Linked DNA regions of Homo sapiens: region 1 is linked to region 2. A link is a contact called in ENCODE Hi-C or POLR2A ChIA-PET data. All regions are on one chromosome and are shown on one strand. Each heading gives the region's core, a stretch centred on a gene start or an enhancer-like site at or near the end of the contact. The rest is flanking DNA. Distances are from core to core; before and after follow the strand shown.

The links. Hi-C counts contacts between places; a loop is a spot of excess contacts on that map. ChIA-PET counts read pairs that join two places held with the same protein, here RNA polymerase II (POLR2A).
Region 1: a map with no recorded cell type shows a loop between it and region 2 (5-fold over the local background). The contact joins two enhancer-like sites. A Hi-C loop is called at or near these places in 1 of 37 single-sample maps with no recorded cell type. POLR2A ChIA-PET finds 5 or more read pairs at or near these places in 1 of 52 experiments (CD4-positive, alpha-beta T cell).

Annotation. Positions count from the first base shown.
Region 1 is chr7:36,745,163-36,747,862 of GRCh38, forward strand. No RefSeq gene overlaps it. Among named protein-coding and RNA genes, the nearest start is that of AOAH, 22 kb to the left of the region's middle. Within about 2 kb of position 1,394, at least 4 of the 41 ENCODE cell types and tissues checked have a DNase peak (open chromatin) inside an H3K27ac peak, as active enhancers do.
Region 2 is chr7:36,279,990-36,282,697 of GRCh38, forward strand. EEPD1 (endonuclease/exonuclease/phosphatase family domain containing 1) reads left to right here. Exons shown (of 8, transcript NM_030636.3): 4 at 1,126-1,236. Among named protein-coding and RNA genes, the nearest start is that of MATCAP2, 86 kb to the right of the region's middle. RefSeq lists an enhancer at 1,095-1,756. Within about 2 kb of position 1,341, at least 26 of the 41 ENCODE cell types and tissues checked have a DNase peak (open chromatin) inside an H3K27ac peak, as active enhancers do.

The DNA.
Region 1 (2,700 bases), core at 144-2,643, 470 kb after region 2:
CACAATCTTGGCTCACTGCAACCTCTGCCTCCTGGGTTCAAGCAATTCTCCTGCCTCAGCCTCCTGAGTAGCTGGGATTACACACGCGCGCCACCATGCCTGGCTAATTTTTGTATTTTCAACAGAGACGGGGTTTCATCATATTGGCCAGGCTGGTCTCTAACTCCTGACCTCAGGTGATCCACCTGCCTTGGTCTCCCAAAGTGCTGGGATTACAGACATGAGCCATGGCACCTGGCCGGTCCCTACTCTTAATTGTTCTGCAGCTTTCACGTTGATTGAAACTGGATTCAGCACATAATTCCTTCCATAGAGGCTTTGCCTTGGGCACCTAGGCCTGAAGATGCACTGGCCTAGGTAAGGGGAAGGGAATGACCTAAGAGGGTTTCAGGTCAAACAAAATGGGAGAGGGAAGCTTGTCCATTTAGAGGCAGCAAAGTGGGGGAAGAGAAGAGGATCAGAGACAGGTGAACACACAGTCAGAAATATATGACTCCACCTTTCAGCCCCAAACCAAAGCTCCCAGGTGTTAGAAGGATTGAGAGGGTAGCCAGGAGCAGAGGGATTTCCTGTTTGGGATCCTGAGAGTGGTGCCTGCAGCAGAGTGAAAAGTGTGGTGTTTGGGACCCAGGGTGGGGTGCCCTAGGTGACAGAGCGAGACTCCATCTCAAAAAAAAAAAAAAAACTGTGGAGTTTGGGACCCTGGGAGGGGTGTCTGCAGCAGAGTAGACAGTGTGGTACAGCAGATGTAGCAGGGAGCCTGGGTTAGCATTCCCAAGCCTTATACGCAGCCTGTAGAAGAAGCAGAAGTTATTGAGGATGTGGCTGATGAGGTCTGCTATTCCAGGGGCAAAGAGATCCCATACCTATGGGGGGAGGGCACAGTACCCTGGTCAGGGCTGCAGCAAGGACCTGGTTGGGGCCAAAACTTTGGGGAGGGTTACGGGGCTGAGATGGAGCCCAGAGATCAACTGCAAATGCGCCAGCTACAGATTTCAGCTCCAGAGGTCAGCATGGTATAGGGGCCATCCACATGTAGTCCTTTCCAGGACACCAAAGGACTACGGAATCAAATACGTAGAGTTAGAGTCCATTCCTCCTCACTTCCCTGGACTCCCCGATTTCCCCACACCCAGAGGTCATCTTGAAAAGGAAGGGGTAGGGAGATCTGGAAGATCAAGCATTGATGCACAAGCAGCCTGGCCACCCCCAAAAGCAGACTCCAACCCACAGAAACAGAGGTATTACTAACTGGTGAGTTTGAAGTGTAACTGCCCTGCACATCATGCACAGGAAGAACAGAAAATTCCTAATAAGGAAGCAACCTCTTATGAAACTGAGCAAGCAAGCTGGCAGCGTGTGCAGCCCAGTACACGTGGCAACAATGATAAGGATGGAGCGGTCCGGAGTGGGGGTGACCCAGCCCTTGCCTGCCAGTGGGATCTCTTAGTCAGGCTTGTGAGTGACCTCAGGCTGAAGGGCTAAGGGCCATGGCAGAAGCCTGACAGGAGAGGCAGGGAGCACAGAGCCAAGAGAGGCTAGTTTAGGGAGTAGGGACGGCTTCCCAAGGGGGTTGGTGCAGTTAGTGGGACCAGGGAACACGCTCACCTTTTATAGGGAGTGAGGCTCTCCTGGGTCATGAAACTGAGCTACAGAAGCCTGGCGCCTTTCTCAGGCTCTTCTGGTTGTAAGTTACAGAAAGCCATGGGAGCCAACTTGAGCAAATGCAATGGATGGGGCACTGCAGAGGCTCATGGAATCAGAGAACAGAGACTGCAGGACCTAGGGAAGGCACAGGACTGGACCGGGGGACACAGTAAAGAGCCCAGGAAGGGTGTCATTTCTACTTTCCTCTGAGCCTCTACTTCATCCTCCCTTTGGCTTTGGACTGTCTTGCCTCGTTTTTTGTTGGGAAGGCCAACAGCTCCTGAGCTTACGTGTTGCAGGGCCAAGTTTCTCTCTGTCTCAGTTGAAATTTGCCATGAAGGGACTGGTTTGCCTCCTGTACACCCATCAATTCCACCAGGAGCAAGGGAGGACAAGGGAACAAAACAGCTTTCAAAACAACATTGTGGATGGGAGAGAAGCGGGGAGGTACGAATAAGGGGTCTAGGCTTCACCCTAGGCTGCCAGGAAGGATCAGTCACTCTCCCCAGTAAATTAAGGAAAGTCCAGAAAGAAGAGAGAGTGATTTCGGGAAGCAGTAGGGGTGGACAGAAGAGGTACCCTCCTCCCCCTTGGACTTGGAAAAACAGAGCCAGCACTCTCCTGGCCATGAGTCAGAAAGTGGAGCTGTAGGGGGTGGCTGCAGAACCACAGGGTACATTTTTTCACTCTTTCATTATGTCACCTTAAAGAAATTAAGTAAAACTGCCAGTAAGGAAAAAAGAAAGCTAATAGTGGGGATATTGCTCAAAGGCAGAAAATTAGTTAAACATTACATTGGGGTTTCACAACAGGTTGGTGTACTGATTTTCTCACAGCTCCTTAATGAGTCTTGGAAAAAAAGATATAATTTTAATGTGGTCTTGATTGCTTTATTCTCAGGTCAGCCTGAGAATTTTCTCATGACGTTAATTATTCATTTTTGTAAGAAGCCTGCATAAATAAAAGTACAAGTACCGGGTGTCCAGTGTGGCATTTCAGGAGCTTGGAGAAAGAGGATAGAGAAGGTGAGAGCTGGGGGAAAATTGAGAGGTG
Region 2 (2,708 bases), core at 91-2,590:
CAGAAAGGAAGCACCCAAGACACATGCGACAGTGGAATCAGTGCGCTGGTGGGAGGCGAGGAAGGAGTTCGAGCAGCGGGAAGGATGGAAGTGCTTTGGACCAAGATGGGCACTGGGTGGAGGAAGGAATAATGTGTTCCCTTTGGGACCTGCTGCTGTGAGGGGCTAAGGAGACCTCCAGGTGGAGATGCTAAGGAGGCAGTGGGAAATGCTTTTAAAACTCAGGAGAGCAGCTGGCGACGGGTACAGATGCTGGGGTCTTCTGGATAGGGGTGTAAGCTGCCTCAGTGGGGCTGAATGAGAGTCCTTAAGCGGAGAGAGTGGTGATGTGCTTGGAAGCCAAGAGGCTCTCACTCGTAGGGGTGGTTAGAGAAATAAACAAGTGGAGTGCTCCAAGGCTTGTGAAGGACAAGGGGGCATGACCCCAAGAGAAGGGGTTGTGTTTGAGGCATGAGTTAGAGGAGCTGGTCTCCATATTTTGAAGTGGATAGTTGTTCCACTCCTCATCCTACTGTGTGCAATTTTATTTTGCCTCAGTGACAGTCACTTTACAGCCATATTGGTGCAACATGCATTAGCAAAAGAAGTGCATGCCGCGTGCACGTGTGTGGGTGCAGCAGCAGCTCTCCGCAGCAAGAGGTAAACAAGACAAGCACTACGGTGGTTCAAGTTGAAGCTGGAGGTCATTTTTTGCCCCTGTAAGCTGAGCCCTGAAGAAGAAAGTCACCATGTATCCATCTTGTTACCTTTTTGGATTTGACGCTGATCCAGATCCTCCTGGGACCTTCAATCCGCTGCTTTTACAAGGATGAAAAGGATTCTGATGACTTTTTTTGAACTGTTTGGGCAGGAATGCTACAGAGAGAATCAATTTCTGTGAACTGAGAGTCCCCAGGTGATAATTTGGTGTTTCACACACAGGCAGTTTTCTTTTTAATGTGTGGTGCTTGTTTAGTCATCTGGCTCTTGCAAACCCTAGTGTTTGAAAAACAGGGATGTAGTTCAGCAGTGTCTGAATAAGGCTGATGACTCAGAATCATGCAGTGCCTGGCTTCTCAGGCCGCCGCCAGCCGGGACTGCTTTAGGCGCGAACCCACGCTTCTGACCTGTGCTCTGTCTTTGCAGTTCTGCACGGAGCTAAACCAGCCGACCCTGCCCAACATCCGCAAGTGGAAGGGGCCCCGGGGATGCTGGAAGGCTGTTGTTGCTGAGAAGCCCTCGAGTCAGCTCCAGAAGGTACCCTCGTCTGCAAAGCCTGGCCTTTCCCTTCATTTAATTTATACATACTTTTCCCCTAATCAAGGGCATTTAAAAATTTCCTTTGCCAATATCCCCGGTTCAATTTTGTATTTCTGCCCAATTTTTAAATCCTTGCCATTCATTTCCAAATGCCCTGGTTTTCGGTTCACGTTTAGATTGGGAATGGACTCCTGCCAAGAAGGAAATGAGAGCTTAGGGTGTTGGGAGGAGAGGAGGGGAGAAAGGCAACAAATGGGTATTTCTGTCCTTTGTCCTTCTAATCCCTTCGCCACAGTTCTGTCTTCTGCCAAGTTTGTGCAGAGCTCATTACTCGTTGACTGAAAATTTCAGATTCACCTTAGTTCACACATGAAGTATTTGCTTCTAGTGGTAGAAATTATGCACATAATTTCAACATAGAAATGTTCTATTGAAATGTTCAGCAGATTTTGGTTTTGAATTTTCTTTCATCAGTATCACCCATATGAGCAGGTAAGGGTAAATCTCTGTAAATACACGTTTTCCCTCATATTATTATTCAAGGCCAGATTTATTCACCTTGCAATGCTTAACATCAATGGAGTTTTAGATTTTTAAACAGACTCCTGATAATAACCAGGAGTTGAAAATGTATTATTACATAATTTTCCTATAAATGCAGATTTTTAAATCCCTAGTATACCTAACATGCTTACAAACACATGTGATTTATACTTAATATGATTATGTTTATAATGTAGGCTCTTAAATCATAAATGTATACTGGATTAAAAGTGGCCATTTTTTGACAGTAAGCCCCTACTCTCTTTTTAGCTACTACTTAAAGAGGTACATGTAAATCTTCTGTCTCTGGGTTTTATGTTTGGGGGTGTAAATGGCTCCTGCAGCTGACAGTGAGTCAGCACACATTCAGAGAAGGCTGGAGATAAAGCTGAATTTGAATGCATCTAGTTCAGGGTTCTCCCTTCCAGTCCACGTGGAAATAATAAGAATAATACCACCTTCCTTTTTTGATCGCACTTTACATGTATGTAGGTGTCTGAGCTTCACAAGCCTTTTATAGTCCATTCAGCACTGCATTCATTCAACAAATCATTAATGAAAGGTGGCTATGTACCAGGCATATTGTTTCATGCCAGGTACACACTGGTGAGAAAAACTCCATGCCTGCATGTTTTCACTCTTTGCAAGACACAGTGGGGATCCCGGCTGGAGCCTGACCTGGCCCCTCCCGCAGGGAGTGCACAGCCTGTTGGAGAGCAAGACAGGTAACCCCATTCCAGGTCAGGGTGTCAAGGCCATTGGAAAACAACATGAGGTTGCAGGGAGACCCGAGTTCCATCCACCAAAACCTCTCGGCCTCAATTCCTTCATCTGTAAAATGGGAGCGATAGCCCTTTCTTAGCTCACCTATAGGGTGGCTATAGGATTTTAAAAGATACTATGCATTGGAATGCATCATGAACGTA